Regions from separate parts of the Mus musculus genome. Here region 2 is linked to region 1. The links are chromatin loops, found by intact Hi-C in ENCODE. Cell type or tissue: heart. All regions are shown on one strand. Each heading gives the region's core, and the rest is flanking DNA. Links, peaks and the distances in the headings are about the cores only.

Region 1 (8,340 bases), core at 154-8,153:
GTCCCAGGTCGAAGTGACAGATTCTTGTCTCAAAAAATAAGGTTTAGAGCTCCCAGGGTTGACCTCTGGCCTCCATACACAGGTGCACACACATACCCATGCACCACATACTCATGTACACCCACAAATACAATCACATACATACCTTTATTACGTAAGTAAATAAACACAAAGTATCAAATATTAATGGTGAAATGAACAGATGTATACAAATGTCACTGTAGACATCTTGGACTAAAAACAAAACCCCAAACCCAAAACACTTATTCAGTACTACTTTTGTGCCCAATAGCATTGTAGTTAATTGATCTATATATATCTCCACATTTTAGAAATTATTTTCTAATAAGAGGATGAAGGAATTTTCACCTTAATCTATTTTTATTTAAAGCTACCACAGAAGATAAGACTGTAAATTAAACAGTGTTAAATATCCTGGTATACAATAATATTTAGATTGTTAGTTTTCTTCCCAAATATTCAAATCTATTAGTAGATTGATTTTTTTATTCTGCATGTCTCTCATAATCCCATAATTTGAAATGGCTCAAAATGCCTATAATCTCTCCTAAAAGGACTGAAATGCACACATCTGAATCTCCATAGTTTCCAGGTTTTGATCGTGCAGTCTCCTATCCCAATGGCTCCTAGCTTGCTATGTGGCTGTAGAGGGTTTGGTTGGCCTGGGGATGCTGCGGGAGGCAGGGTGCCTCCCAGGGGTCCAGGGTGATTAAGGCTTTACACATCAGTGGCCCCACTCGGTTTTTGTAGATGAAGGAAGGCAGAAAGTGAGTCATCTCAAAGATCTTTTAAAATCTTCATACCTCTTTGTCCATAACGCTTTATCAGAGCTGTAGAAGGAGGAAACCAGGCATGTGTTTCAAAAGAGCTTATCTGCAAAGTCTTATACAACCACTCCCCCTCCTTTCCCTCCCCTCCCCCTCTTCCTCCCTTCCTTCCCTCTTCTCTTCTTTGGTCACCTCCCCCTTCCCCTCCCTCTCCGATGCCCCTTGCTCCCAGCCAGTGCTATTTGTAGTATAGGGCCAACTTGGCCCACTTCTCAGGGTCTTACTCCATAGTCTGTTAACACAGAATAGTCAAGCTGCTCCTTAGCTGTCTGGCTCCCAGCTGCTCAAGTAAATAATGAAGAATTCTGCCTAAAGCACCCAGAAAGCCGTTCTCATCTTTCTGTGTACTGCTCTTCCACCAGTCTCTGAACACTTCATACAATGAATGCTGTTACCCATCTGAAAGTTTTCTTTTCTTTCTTTCTTTTTTTTTTATACCCTGTGTGAGACACAAGGCAGAGCTCCGTGTGCACATGCTGTGCCTTCCTGTTCCCACCGACTTGACAGAGCAGGCATCTAGAAGAAGGCTCTGTGATGTTGGGGGTTGCTGTTCACGTTTATTTGTCATCAGCTGCTGGACTAGGTCTCTGTCTGATTTGAGAGGTCTGTATCTGAGGTGTGGTGGAGACACTGAAGAGTTTTAATGCCAACGGGACTGTCTCTCTCGAGGTTCTTCAGAGAAGGGAAAAAGAGGAGTGAGCAACGCTAAAAACTTATCACCACCCGGCAACAGGGAGCTGTTCTTAGAGCACCTGCTCATGTCCACTAAAAGAATCCAAGAAGATGGACCACCAGCTATGTCCACGAACTCTCTCACAGACTCGGTAGAGGGCACTCGACTTCCACATCTCCAGATAGAAGCTTCCTCCATATAGCAATCTCTCCCATAAACCATTCCTGTGATGACTGAGGACAACCCGGATTTTCAAAGAATCTAGAACAATGGCCAATGGAATCACAGAGCATCACCCACTTCCAAATCTCAGCTTAGCACCTTTCAGGCCAGTGATTGCTCTACGTTCCCAAGGCTGTGAACCTTTAAAACAGTTCCTTATGATGTGGTGACCCCACCCCCCCAAAAAACATAAAATTATTTCGTTGCCATCTCATAACTATAATTTTACTGCTGTTATGATTGTAATGTAAATATCTGATATGCGGGACATCTGATATCCAACCCTTGTGAAAGGGTCGGGGGTAGCGGCCCACCAGTTGAGATGGTGTTCTAGCTATTTCCACAGACAATGTTACTTGCAAGAGGATGTGGGGAGCAAAAGCAAAAGAGGGCATTAAACAAGAGGAACTTGCCACAGAGATTCCTTCCCTTACTGTTCTGCTCTGCAGCGGAGCCCACCCCATAAAGGCAACCTCTCCCACTAAACCGCCCCTCATTATCCGACACCCTCCGCTTCCTTGCTAGTCATTTTTCTGTGTGACTGAACTGGATTTTCTACGATTCTGGTCTAGTTAATTGTTCCTTTTTTTTTTTTTTTTTTTTTTTTTTTTTCTCCCTATTCAGGGACATTAGTCACAGTAAAAATTTGGAGCAACCTAAATACCTAAAAGTAGGAGGTTAGCTGGTTAAGTAAAGAACCCCAAAGGAGTAAAGGTCAGCCTTTAGAGCAATAGAGGGGGTGGGGGAGTAGAGGGCGGTGAAGAGCGGCGCCTTTATCATTTCCTAGTCTTAGAAAAGTACCCAACAAATCAAAGTGTAAACACACTGGGCAACTTTCATGCCAGCATATTTGAAAATAGCCATAATCTGACCCCAAAGAATGTATGCCCAAAGCATCGAGATGTTTGGAGCAGAGCAAGCGCAGGATCTAAAGCGCTGTGAAGCCAAGGGAAACGCACACGGTTGGACCGCTTTGAAAGCAAGCATGGCGGTCCTCAGCACTCCTTCCCAGGGAGTGAGATTGCAGCGGTGGTAGCTGGAGATCTACAGTATTATGTGTTACAGCTACAGCCTCTAAACAGGACGATCTCCGAGGGACTGGGCATTAGCTAGTGAGGAGTGAAGATGGCGGATAGATTTTTATTCTTTTTGGCATGGAATAATAAATAGAATCTAGAAAGCAAACTAATAATATGTTATAAATAATAATAGTATTAAAACACTCACAAGAAATTTCTTCTAGGAAAGTAAGACTATTTCAATGTTATAAGTTTTATTAACATAACTTAATAATTAATCAAAAGAGAAAAATCATACAGCAATCCAAGTATAAAATTAGCTCCATGAAATGTATATTTATATATGTATTTATATTCTTAGATAGCAATATGTAGCATCTATACTTACATATAATACTCACATAGAAATGAGAGTTTGATCCCCAGTAGCAAAAAATTATTATAGCCACCCTCATAATAGTGACATTAAAAGAATAACTATTAACACTGTTAAGAAAATTTGACCAGATGGCAGGTTTCAAATGTGGAAAAATCATTCAAAGAAACATTTGAACGTATGCTTGAGAAAGATGTAAAACGACAATTAAATTGAGGGACATATTTTGCTCTCGGGCAGGAAACTCACTAGGGCTATGCCATATTTCCTAGAATTAAGCTGAGAATATATCCTAGAGATAGATTTATTAGAATTTAGACAATTCTTTGAGGTGTCTTCATTTGGCAAAATAAACCTTAGGTAACACACATGAAAGAAGAGTTCTGGGGGAACCAGATCTGTCGGGAATTGAAATGTTTTTGACAGTCCCCATAATTCAAAGGCATTCCTGAGATGAGTATGTAGTCCAAAACAGACTCCAAATTGAAAGAGAGTGATCTGGAAGCACGGAAGAACATGTCTTCAGACCGCATCTCTCTCTCTCTCTCTCTCTCTCTCTCTCTCTCTCTCTCTCTCTCTCTCTCTCTCCATACATGTGTATATGTGTGTAAATATATATGTGTATATATGTAAATATATACATATTTGTATCTGAAATTGACATTTTACAGGTGAAAATTATCTACTGATTATTTATTTCACATGTTTTAAACTTACATTTTAAAAGATAAACCATAGGGTCTGGAGTGGTGGCTCAACATTTAAGAGCACACACTTCTTTTGACAGAGGGTAAGAATTCAGTTCCCAACACCCACAAGTGGTCACTCTCAACAACCTTCAGCTCCAAGGGATTTGATGACCTCTTCTGGCCTCCACAGGCACTGCACTGACATGTACATAACTCCCCCCAGTTATTTATAGACACATATCATTAAAGCATTTTTAAAAAGGAGATGAATGATAGAATTATTCAAAGAAAGTATGGGAGAAAGTTTTGTCCTTTAAAAACTATTGGAGGAAACTTCCTTTCCCCATTTGACAAAAGTACAGAACACAGAAGAAACCAATTAAGACATTTGAATACATACATATACCTGCACACTCATAAGCCAATCCTAGCTAAGCAGAGAACAAGTGTATGGCCACTAGAGAGTATAAAGAGGTAAAGGGGGTGGGATTGAGGCAGGTAGGATGCTAAGCATTAAAATGTAGGTACAGAGAAAAACTGGCTCAAATGTACAGAAGATGACTAGAGTTCACAATACTTTACCATATAACTTATGAAGCAGAGGAACAAGAACAAGAAGAAGAGGAAGAGGAGGGAGAGGAGGAAGGAGAGGAGGTTGAGGAAGAGGAGGAAGGAGAGGAGGTTGAGGAAGAGGATGAGGAGAAAGGAAGAGCTTGAATTTCCCTTATATATATAACAAAATGATAAATACTTAGAGGTGCTAATGCCCCTGATTCAATCACCACACAGTGTAGGTATGTACTGAATTACCACACACCACATAAATAGATGCAATTGTTAGATGTCAATCAAATAGGCAAAATGGGAATGAGATATGTGTTCACTGGAAGTGTGTAAGTGAACAACGATCAGATAGAGCTAGGAAATGTATTTGTCAAGGGTAGAATGACCCCTTTACCTAACAAGGTTGAAAGCTACCAATCGAGAGCATTCCCAGACTAATAAGTGCTCTTCTCCAAATACCTGCTTTTGTCCAGGTGATGAGTCATTCTACAGCCTGGGAGGCTCTACACAGAGCTAGACTGGAGGCTGGTAAAGGTTACTCAAGGCACAGGAAATTTTGGAGTCTGTCAATACAGATAGGACCTGCTTTCTAACCTCGAGAGATGGGGAGTTCCCTGCTTCTTTAAGATTTCTAGTTAGACTTTTTGAACAACACACATTGGACCAGTTAGGATGAATGACAAGTATATATTTCGCATGATTCTCTATAATCCTTAGAAGAACTTTAGGATGCTGGCAGACATATTAGCATCCTCATAATTAACAAAGTGGGGCTTAGAGCAGCATGGTAATTTGCTCAAGGATGCTCAGCTCATAACACTAGAGATGACATGAAATAGAATCTAGAGCCGGGCAGTGGTGGTGCACGCCTTTAATCCCAGCACTTGGGAGGCAGAGGCAGGAGGTTTTCTGAGTTTGAGGCCAGCCTGGTCTACAAAGTGAGTTCCAGGACAGGCAGGGCTACACAGAGAAACCCTGTCTTGAAAAACAAAAACAAAAACAAAACCAAACAAACAAAAAGAATCTAGAAACATTCACCCTCTCAGGGAAATATTTGTGGACTGGGCTGTAAGAAAGTAATGTGTGACTCTAAAGTTATGGTTCTTAAGATTGCTCTACCCCAAACTTTCTTAATTCTAGCACATACCCCCTGAGGCCAGGTTGGACACCAATTGATTCCTTAATAAAGGAAACTGACCGAGTAGAATCTGAGTAAAGATAATGCAGAATATATATTCACATATTTCCTTTGGTGAAAAATTAACTTTCTATTACTGAGGGCCAGCTTGTTACTACTCACGGTTAATATTTATGTAGTCCTTATGACTTATGACACTTTAATAGCACTTCCTGACTGTGTCCATAGCAAATAATACATGTAAGGATCTGATAAAATATTTAACCCGGTGTCCTGGCTGCGTTTGTGTCAACTTGACACAGCTGGAGCTATCCCAGAGAAAGGAGCTTGAGTTGGGGAAGTGCCTCCATGAGATCCAGCTGTAAGACATTTTCTCAATTAGTGTTCAAGGGGGTAGTTTTGGGTTCTATAAGAAAGCAAGCTGAGCAAGCCAGTGGAAGCAAGCCAGTAAGGAACATCCCTCCATGGCCTCTGCATCAGTTCCTGCTCCCTGCCCTGCTTGAGTTCCAGTCCTGACTTTCTTGGTGATGAACAGCAGTGCGGAAGTGTAAGCTGAATAAACCCTTTCCTCCCCAACTTGCTTCTTGGTCATGATGTTTGTGCAGGAATAGAAACCCTGACTAAGACACCCAGTATTTGGGAGACTGAGGCAGGAGAATTGTAAGTGGGAAGCTAGTCTGAACTACTTAGGAAGACACTGTCTTCAAACCCAACCCAAGCCAAACAAAAACAACCTAAGAGCTAGATTTAAGAGAATATCTTGATTGAACTATGATTGAAACTTTTCATGAAGCATTTTTAAAACTACAAAATGTATTTTCATGGTACAACTATAAATAGCAGCAGATGTTTAAAAAGGCTGTGGTTTGAAGCCATCCACAGTGACCAAACTGAAAATGAAGACCTGAGATCAAATAAAATGCACACTCTGTGACTCACGTTCTTCATAATTACAGAAATTATGAACCGTCACTTACTTTGCCCAACCATATAATTTGTTAGAAACAAATATGGAAAGCTATTGAAGATAGATATTTACATTTCAAAAATCTTGTTGAAGCTGGATACCATTAGGGCAAGGCTCTATAATGTGATTTCTTCTGAGTTTCTATAACTGGGCACTTAGAGCTGGTTAGGAATTATTTACTTGCTTAAGAAGCAAAATGATAATAAGTTTTTTTAAAAAAAAACCTGAGATAACCTTGTTGCTAAATTTGAACCAACAAAGTATTTTAAGTGAGAAGTTGTAGATAAATTCCATTGTATTCATTGAAGCTTTGCATTATATTTCTTGAGTAGGCCTATGAAATCAAATGTCTTTTGAAATGATCGACAATATTAGATTATATCATCTACTGAGATGGTAGATTTTGAAATAGACAACTTAGAAATAAGAGGTGGATCTTGAAGACAGCCGTGGTGGCTCAGGAGTGAGTTCCTTTCTTAGAAGCTGCATCCAGCATCTTCTAGGTGCCATGGCAGAGGATCTGATACCCTCTTCTGGCTCCCACCACTTTCCATGCATATCCAATGCTGCACACACACATAAAGTAAAAGTCAAATACATCTTAAAACATTGTATGACTCTCACTGCCAAAAGTGATACAGACAAGGATCTCACAGCTATATAAAATATTAACATGCATCCATATAATAGAAATCTGGGTAGAAATTGAAGAGGTCAAACGTTTTCTTTCCCTTATTCATCCATCCATCCATTCATTCATTCATTCGTTCACTTTACATCTCGACTGCTGCCCCTGCTTTTCCCTGTTCCCCCTCACAGAGTCTCTCCCTCTACGTCTGAGGGTGGAGCCACACCCCCATCCCCGGGTATCCCTCTACCCTGGCACATCAAGTCTCTTCAGGGCTAGGCACATTCTCTCTCACTGAGGCCAGACAAGGCAGCCCAGTTAGAGAACAGAGTACACAAACAGGCAACAGCTTTAGGGACAAACCCAGCTCCAGTTGTTGGGAGACCTACATGAAGACCCAGCTGCACATTTGCTACTTATGTGTGTGTGACCTAGTTCCAGCCCGTGTATGCTCTTTGGTTGGTGGTTCAGTCTCTGAGAGGCCTTAAGAGTTTAGATTAGTTGACTTTGTGGGTCTTTCTGTGGAGCTCTTATTCCCTCCATCTCTTAATCCCCCCCTGAATCTTCTATAAGACTCCTTGATATCCATCCAATGTTTGCTTGTGGGTCTCTGCTCTGTTTCAGTCAGCTGCTAGGTAGAACCTCTCAGAGCATAGTTATGCTAGGCTGCAAGCCTAGCAGTATTGTTAATAGTGTCCGGGATTGGTGCTTGTCCATGGGATGGGTCTCAAGTTGGGTTAAGTTATTGGTTGTTTGTTCCCTCAGTCTCTGCTCCATCTCTGTCCCTGGATTCCTTGTAGACAGGACCGATTTTGGATCGAAAGTTTTATGGGTGGGTTGGTGTCCTTATCCCTCTGTTGGGGTCTTGCCTGGTTGCAGGAGGTGACTACTTCATCCCAGCTGTTGGAGGAGTGGGGAATGGGGAATAGAGGGCATCTCTAGAACATGCCAGAGACCTGGAATTGGGGATGCTCCCAGGAGTTTATGGGGGTGACTTTAACTGAGACTCATAGCCATGGGAATATGGAATCTGAAGAGGTCAAAAGTCTTACACATGGAAACTAGGGGACAACTTTGTAGCACTCACAGGGGCCAAAATGTTGAATGCCTCTCAAAGTGGACACCTTGATATCAAAGTTAGAACACTGGTCTTAAAGACTATGGGAATCTGAATTGTATGATTCCCATACGCATTCTCTCCCCTTCTTCCCTGTTG
Region 2 (8,340 bases), core at 244-8,243, 80 kb before region 1:
TTGATACCACTTATTGATTTATTTATAGGCTTCTAGTCACATATGGAGAAACACATAATCATCTCCCAGAATGCAGTCCTTTCTAAAGAGAAATAATATTTTCAGGGAGGGGGAGATCAATTAGATGAACCAATGCAAGCCCATACATCACGAAATACCCCAGTTTTTGCCAGTGCTAGCAGCACTGTTAGAAAAACAGCAACAATAACAAGACAGCAATAGGATAGCAGAGAAACAGAAGTGTCTTGTATGGATTTGCAAGGACCAAGAAAACATGTGAGTTCCATAAAACTTTGAGGGTCTCTGTTTCCTGCTGCCTTTCTGGGATAGTTTTCAAAGAAGAAACATGCATTACAGAGAACTGGAGGAGCAAGGTGACATTATCTGCATTGTGCTCTCAGGCCACTGCTGCTACTGGCTAGCATTGATGGCTTTAATGCTTGCACAGTGTTTAGTAGGTCTGACTGAATGATTGCTTCGAAAAAATTCAGGCTATCATCCTTTGTGGCAACTGAGTATCATTTCTTATTATTTTTTTGCATTCCTAAAGTAAACCATAAAGTTATATTTTGAATTTTTTATGCATATCAATATGTTAAGCTTGAGAAGTTCCTATGAGTCCTTATGGTCTACGCCATGTGTGTTTTGTTTTGGTTTAATTCTCTTAATTCAAAGAGCAACACAAAAAGAGTCCTTTTGGAAGCAGATGCCATCGCACTGTGCGCCAGAGATTTCTAAAGTAACATTTTAGAGCGATCAAGACAGATAAAGCTTTGATGCAAAACAGAATGGAAATAAAATGACTGACATTTATGTCAGAAAACATTTATATTTCATACACTAAAGTTATAATTACAATTTATGCTTCATAATTTTACCCCAGAAATGACAATGCCATCTTTGACCTGTCTCACACAAAACATCAAACATTTTTGGTTCACTGTTTCTGCTCTGGTTTTCTCCTAACCAAGTCTTCATGCCGAGAGGAAGGAGAAGCAGCGCGTATCTCTCACCCAGGAAGCTTGAATTCCTTCTTAAGCACAGGTGGATTTCCTTATTAAGGCATCTAAATGCTAGGATGAAGGAATGAACTCAGAGAGTAAGATTTCTTTTAATGAGAGTCATCTGTGCTCCAACCAGTGAACAATGAGTTATTTTTCCTATATGAACCTGGAGATTAACTTGAATGGTTTGAAAAGTCAGAGCTGGCTTTTCTGTGTTAGTTTCTCTCTTGGGATGGACTTGCTTTGGAACAATTGACGATTGTTTTGTGATGATCAGTTTCCTTAGGTGCTCCCTAGTTGTTGTCCTCATTTAATAGAAATGGGGACAGCAAATGATACTTTCACAAATACACCATTGACCCATTCAGAATTCAAAGTTACCTTTCTCTTGGCTGGAGACTTATTTGAGACAGAAATAGCATATTTTTTCACTAAGCTTATTATGCTAAATCTCTTAAAGCTTGAAGAAAGCACATTAATTAATAAAAAAAATCAATGAACTAGTTAATTCTCTTCATGCAAATACCTGTGGTAATAGATCGCCAGGGCCAGGTTGCCATAACTGCTCAGTATTTACTAGATGGTTTCCAGAGCCCTGCTTCTAGGCACAGCAGGGAGCCTGATACAGTTTTCTGAGATTACAAATTTATCCACCCTTCACATAATATGGGGTATAGATCTCTTAGTAAACTCCAGTTTTCCTTTCAAGTTCCTTCTGGTTCTAACTTAAACCGTTCCCCTTACTTATACATTTCTTCAAACCGCAGAGACATGGCAATCTCTTTGCACATCCCAGCGCCTGCCTCCTAAATCTGGTCTGGAGTGGATGCTGATTTTGACCTCAGCGCCTCCCTCCCTGCTCTGAGACCTCGAGCTGAGTAGCCTCAGCCAAAGCAAGCTTAGGTGTTGTTTCTCTTCTTTTTGGAACAGGCTTGCATTGCAATAGTATATGCTATTTCTGCTTCCTCTCTTATAGATCCATAATTTCATTTTAATTCCACATTGTCTGTGTCAACACACTCTAAAGCCATCCACCAATAGGTTTGTTGCTTAAAATCACATTGAAAATTAAAAAAGAATAACATTGACAAAAACACAGACTTCAAAACCCTCTGCAGAATACCTTGGCTTCATGAAATAAAATATTTAGCAATACAGTTGCACCCTCTTGGTTTTCACCGAACTATATCTACATGCCAAGAGAAAGGAGCAGTAGAACTTGTCTTTAACACCATCACCTTCAGATAAATAAAATGTAACATTCCAACAAAACCCACATGTTATATTCTTTTAACAATGATGTCTACTTCGTATTTGTTTTTTTAAATTTTCACTTTAAAGAAAATCTCATTTTCTAAACAGTTTTGCAAATGCCAGCCAAGCTGTATATGCCTGATTAGTCTTTAATGTTTCTGTAGCTTATCCTGATGACATTTTATCAGTATATTTCTTGAAGTAAATTCATAAAAACCATCACCAGATAGTTATGGCAAGCAAACTGTCTTAGAGATTCCCAGTGTTGTAATAAATCATGCAGAGAATTTCTGTGCATCTTAAGTTAAAAGCAGTGAAGGCAAAGGTTGCTTACCCCAAAAGTTTTCTGGCCAAGGACTCCCTAAGCTCGTGGTGTTATTAGCCATAATGTCCACAAGAAAAAGAAGCCAGTGTGTCCACAACCAGCAGTTTGATTCTATGCCTTTGTGGTTGAGCAAGAGAAAAATAATTTTCACGCAACCCCACGTATACTTGTGTTTACATAAAAGGAAGTAAGTGTATCATGTTTCCTGCTTTTATACTCGAATTAGCAACTGTTTTTCTTATCTTGGAATTCCACATGGCTCTCAGACACAAAACTATTTCCTTCCCGTCATTTCCTCCCTCGTTGCTAAGTGCCCTCTTTCCAGCCACATCCAAAGCTGTCTGGGGACAAGGGGCATTTTCTTAAGTCTGGGTTCTCTATCTACATGCAGAGGCAGAAAGCAAGACCCTGGCTGCTGCACTTAGCTTCACCTGAGTGCAATGCTGTTCTGCTATAGATGGTGTTCTGATGTTGAAAACCATGTCATGCAGTCAGAGAGGGATTTTCAGAAGCCCATATTCAGTTTCACTCTTTACCTAATATTTTTTGTTTATAAATTACAGACAATAAAATTCCTAGGTAATATCTCCCTGTATCTGGTGTATTAATTTTGAAATGTGTATCCATTCCATTTATTCATACATATTTAAATGTGTTTTTTTTTGGTATTTTGTTACCTTTTTCTTTGGGACTCAAATGTGGGAAATCAAGATCATTTCTATGTGCACAAGTGGGGGGAATGGGAATGTGAGATTACAGCAGTGTTTTAGTGCTTGGCCAGGGATGTTTAGTTTAGTGCTTGGCCAGGGATGCTGTGATCCTGTGGCTTGGGAAAATTATAGTGAATGCCCTTCCTACCTTGGTCATGACAGGGTAGATCCTTTGTGCATCGGGAGACATTGAAAGTAGGGAAAGGAGATGCCAAATGTCACTTCCACCCAGTAAAATTCATCTCTAGGCTGGGAATCTGTAGTGTGCACTCTTGAGAACCCTTGCAAGAACTCTGGGGTGCTGAAGTGTTGTCAGCTGAGGTAACTGTCACCCTTCAGAAGTCTGTTGACAAATTCCTGAGAAGGGTGGGGTAAAGGCAACCTGACCAGTCACTTGGCAGTCCTAATTCTCCAAAACTGTGGTGATTTCTGCTCATTTTTTTTAAAAAAAATCAATTTTCATAGATTTAAGTTAACTACAAATTAGCCAGAGATTAGAATATACACAGCTGTCCCTCTCAAAGAAAATGAAGCAATTACAGAAAACTTGCATCGCTTGAGCAAACAGAAGGACACATTTTTATGATATTTTGGCCAATGTCTATTTCTATGCTCTCCAGTAAATAATCACACCACTGCTCCTGAAAGAAAAGAGGGCTTGAGTTTCAATGGTGCCCTTTGAGGTCTAGTCCTGCTGACAATGTATGCAAAGACAGTACCTCATGAAAACTTGCTGTGTCTAGAGACACGTGTATCGAGACATTCCCCACCTGTCTAAGCAAAGGTAGGGTTCCTCAGTTGCTCTAGATACCTCACGTATATGTTTTATATAACCAAAGGCTACTTAATGTCAAGTAAATTATACTGAAGGATGCCTAGCTTGGTAAGATCTATTCAGACTGATCTGGGAGGGGAAGGGAGGACTCTGGTTTTGTCTGTGCAGGACTGGCGCTTATTCTGTCTCAGGGTTGGGATGGAGGCTGAGACTTCCTGCCATTGTTTTGTGGTCAGCTATCCAGACTTTCTGCCAATACTTTTTCTCACTTTTACAGATGGTCGGAGGCCAGAAGAAAAGCTGGCTTTCTGTCCTTCTGCGACCCTGGGATCCATTTCCCTGTGTTAAAAGCTTGTCCCCAGCTTTGCCTCTTACCCCTACTTATAAGTTGCTTGGTAAGGATTTATATTTTTCCCTGGCACAGACCCACACAAGTGAGTGTTTTTGTGTATTGTGTGACTTTTCAGGTCCCGTGACTTACCCTGTCATGACAGGAAGTTGATTTTTTTTTCTTTACATAAGTGTCGGATCTGCCTTTTTGCTTTTCATTGCTTCTTTCATTGGGTCTTTACTTAGACTAGTGTTCTCCATGAGTCATAACATGAATATGGGTGAGTATTCTTGCCTCAGAGATTCTAGGAATTGCTTGCTGTCTTCATTTAGGCTTTTACCAGAAGTCAGTGCCTCAGTGGCTGCCCCTCGCCATGCTCTTGCCCCGACCCTCTGTGACTACTTTATATAGGACAATTTCCACCTCTCAGCTTTATACTGTGCATCTTAGTCAGTGTTCTACTGCTGTGACGAGACAGTATGAGTTCCTATAAAAGAAGGCAGTTAACTAGGGAAGGCTTACAGTGTCAGAGATTTAGTCCCTTATCACAGTGGGGAGCTCTGCAGAGTGTAGGCAGACTTGGTGCTGGAGAAGTAGCTGACAGTTCTACATCTATATCTGGATCAGCAGGCTGCAGGAGAAGAGGGGAGAGGGGAGATGGGAGATGGGGAGGGAGAAGGGGAGGGAGAAGGGGAGGGGAGAGGGAGAGGGAGAGGGAGAGGGAGAGGGAGAGGGACAGGGACAGGGACAGGGAGAGGGACAGGGAGAGAAGACTGCCTTGAGCTTCTCAAACTCAAAAGCACACTTCCAGTGACATACTTCCTCCAAAAAGGCCACTTGTACTCCAGCCAGGCCACACCTCCTATTCCTTCTTAAGTAAGTGACTAAGCATTTAAATATATGAGCCTAAAAAATCTACCAAGATGAATTCTCAATTCTGAACATCTATCCTCCTGATGCAAGGGCACCCACATTCATAACATACACGTTACTAAAGCTCAAAGCACACATTGTACCGCACACAATAATAGTGGGAGACTTCAACACCTCACTCTCATCAATGGACAGATCATGGAAACAGAAACTAAAGAGATACAGTAAAACTAATAGAAGTTATGAAACAAATGGATTTAACAGATATCTATAGAACATTTTACCCTAAAACAAAAGGATATACCTTCTTCTCAGCACCTCATGGTACCTTCTCCAAAAATGACCATATAATTGGTCACAAATCAGGCCTCAACAGATACAAAAATACTGAAATAATCCCATGTATCCTATCAGATCACCATGGACTAAGGCTGATCTTCAATAACAACATAAATAATAGAAAATAAAAGAAAATCTGGATGAAATGGACAAATTTCTAGATAGATACCAGGTACCAAGGTTAAATCAGGATTAGATAAACAATATAAACAGTCCCATATCCCCTAAAGAAATAGAAGCAGTCATTAATAGCCTCCCAACCAAAAAAAGCCCTGGACCAGATGGGTTTAGTGCAGAGTTCTATCAGACTTTCAAAGAAGACCTAATACCAATACTCCTCAAACTATTCCACAAAATAGAAACAGAAGGTACCCTACCCAATTCATTCTATGAAGCCACAATTATACTGATACCAAAACCACACAAAGACCCAACAAAGAAAGAGAACTTCAGACTAATTTCCCTTATGAATACTGATGCAAAATTACTCAATAAAATTTTTGCAAACCGAATCCAAGAACACATTAAAATAATCATCCATCATGGCCAAGTAGGCTTCATCCCATGGCTGCAGGGATGGTTCAATATATGGAAATCTATCAACATAATCCACTATATAAACAAACTCCAAGAAAAAAATCATATGATCATTTCATTAGATGCTTAGAAAGCATTTGACAAAATCCCACACCCATTCATGATAAAAAGTCTTAGAAAGATCAGGAATTCAAGTCCCATACCTAAACATAATAAGAGCAATATACAGCAAACCAGTAGCCAACATTAAACTAAATGGAGCAAAACTTGAAGCAATTCTACTAAAATCAGGGACTAGACAAGGCTACCCACTCTCTCCCTACCTTTTCAATGTTGTACTTGAAGTCCTAGCCAGAGCAATTAGACAACAAAAGGAGATCAAAGGGTTCAGATTGGAAAGGAAGAAGTCAAAATATCACTATTTGCAGATGATAGGATAGTATAATTAAGTGACCCTAAAAATTCCACCAGAGGACTCTTAAACAACTTCAGCAAAGTATTTGGATATAAAATTAACTTAAACAAATCAGTGGCCTTTCTCTACACAAAGGATAAACAGGCTGAGAAAGAAATTAGGGAAACAACACCCTTCACAATAGTCACAAATAATATAAAATACCTTGGTGTGACTCTAACTAAGGAAGTGATAGATCTGTATGACAAGAACTTCAAGTCTCTAAAGAAAGAAATCGAAGATCTCAGAAGATGGATTGGCAGGATTAATATAGTAAAAATGGCTATCTTGCCAAAAGCAATCTACAGATTCAATGCAATCCCCATCAAAATTACAACTCAATTCTTCACCGAATTAGAAAGGGCAATTTGCAAATTCATCTGGAATAACAAAAAACCTAGGATAGCAAAAACTCAACAATAGAAGAACCTCTGGGGGAATCACCAAGCCTGACCACAAGCTGTAGTACAGAGCAATAGTGATAAAAACTGCATGGTACTGGTACAGCGACAGACAGGTAGATCAATGGAATAGAATTGAAGACCCAGAAATGAACCCACACACCTATGGTCATTTGATCTTTGACAAGGGAGCTAAAACCATCCAGTGGAAAGAAGACAGCATTTTCAACAAATGGTGCTGGCACAACTGGAGATAATCATGTAGAAGAATGCGAATTGATCCATTCTTATCTCCTTGTACAAAGCTCAAGTCTAAGTAGATCAAGGAACTCCACATAAAACCAGAGACACTGAAACTTATAGAGGAGAAAGTGGGGAAAAGCCTAGAAGATATGCTCACAGCGAAAAAATTCCTGGACAGGACAGTAATGGCTTGTGTTGTAAGATTAAGAATCAACAAATGGGACCTCATAAAATTGCAAAGCTTCTGGAAGGCAAAAGACACTGTCAATAAGACAAAAAGGCCACCAACAGATTGGGAAAGGATTTTTAACAATCCAATCCTAAATCAGATCGGGGACTAATATCCAATATATACAAAGAACTCAAGAAGCTGGACTCCAGAAAATCAAATAACCCCATTAAAAAATGTGGCACAGAGCTAAACAAAGAATTCTCAACTGAGGAATACTGAATGGCTGAGAAGCAACTGAAAAAATGTTCAATATCCTTAATCATCAGGGAAATGCAAATCAAAACAACCCTGAGATTCCATCTCACACCAGTCATAATGGCTAAGATAAAAATTTCAGGTGACAGCAGATGCTGGCGAGGATGTGGAGAAAGAGGAACACTCCTCCATTGCTGGTGGGATTGCAAGCTTGTACAAGCACTCTGGAAATTAGTCTGGTGGTTCCTCAGAAAACTGGACATAGTACTATCTACCAGTAGATCCAGCAATACCGCTCCTGGGCATATACCCAGAAGATGTTCCAACCGGTAAGAAGGACATATGCTCCAATATGTTCATAGCAGCCTTATTTATAATAGCCAGAAGCTGGAAAGAACCCAGATGTCCCTCAACAGAGTAATGGATACAGAAAATGTGGTACATTTACACAATGGAGTACTACTCAGCTATTAAAAAGAATGAATTTATGAAATTCCTAGGCAAATGGATGGACCTGGATGGCATCATCCTGAGTGAGGTAACCCAATCACAAAAGAACTCACATGATATGCACTCACTGATAAGTGGATATTATTAGCCCAGAAAGTTAGAATACCCAAGATACAATTTGCAACACACATGAAACTCAAGAAGAAGGAAAACCAAA

What was found. Peaks named below come from ENCODE experiments on the same cell type or tissue, not always from the same donor. Only the 100,000 strongest peaks of a DNase experiment are listed, where the experiment ranks them.
Region 2: a loop joins it to region 1, with 2.3 times the contacts of the local background. A loop is called at or near these places in 6 of 42 quality-filtered maps.

Annotation. Positions count from the first base shown.
Region 1 is chr10:5,508,140-5,516,479 of GRCm38, reverse strand. It overlaps Gm51758 (a long non-coding RNA gene), which reads right to left and starts at 862. Exons shown (of 3, transcript XR_003948825.1): 1 at 825-862. It also overlaps a transcript of Syne1 not described here. In heart, for the core only: a CTCF peak has its summit at 4,012 (motif pointing left); no DNase peak of the experiment used is centred there.
Region 2 is chr10:5,588,154-5,596,493 of GRCm38, reverse strand. It overlaps Myct1 (myc target 1), which reads right to left and starts at 2,766. Exons shown (of 2, transcript NM_026793.2): 1 at 2,593-2,766. The coding sequence starts at 2,644. In heart, for the core only: no CTCF peak of the experiment used is centred there; DNase peaks (open chromatin) are centred at 2,893, 4,293 and 5,203; H3K4me3 peaks cover 498 bases; H3K27ac peaks cover 2,544 bases.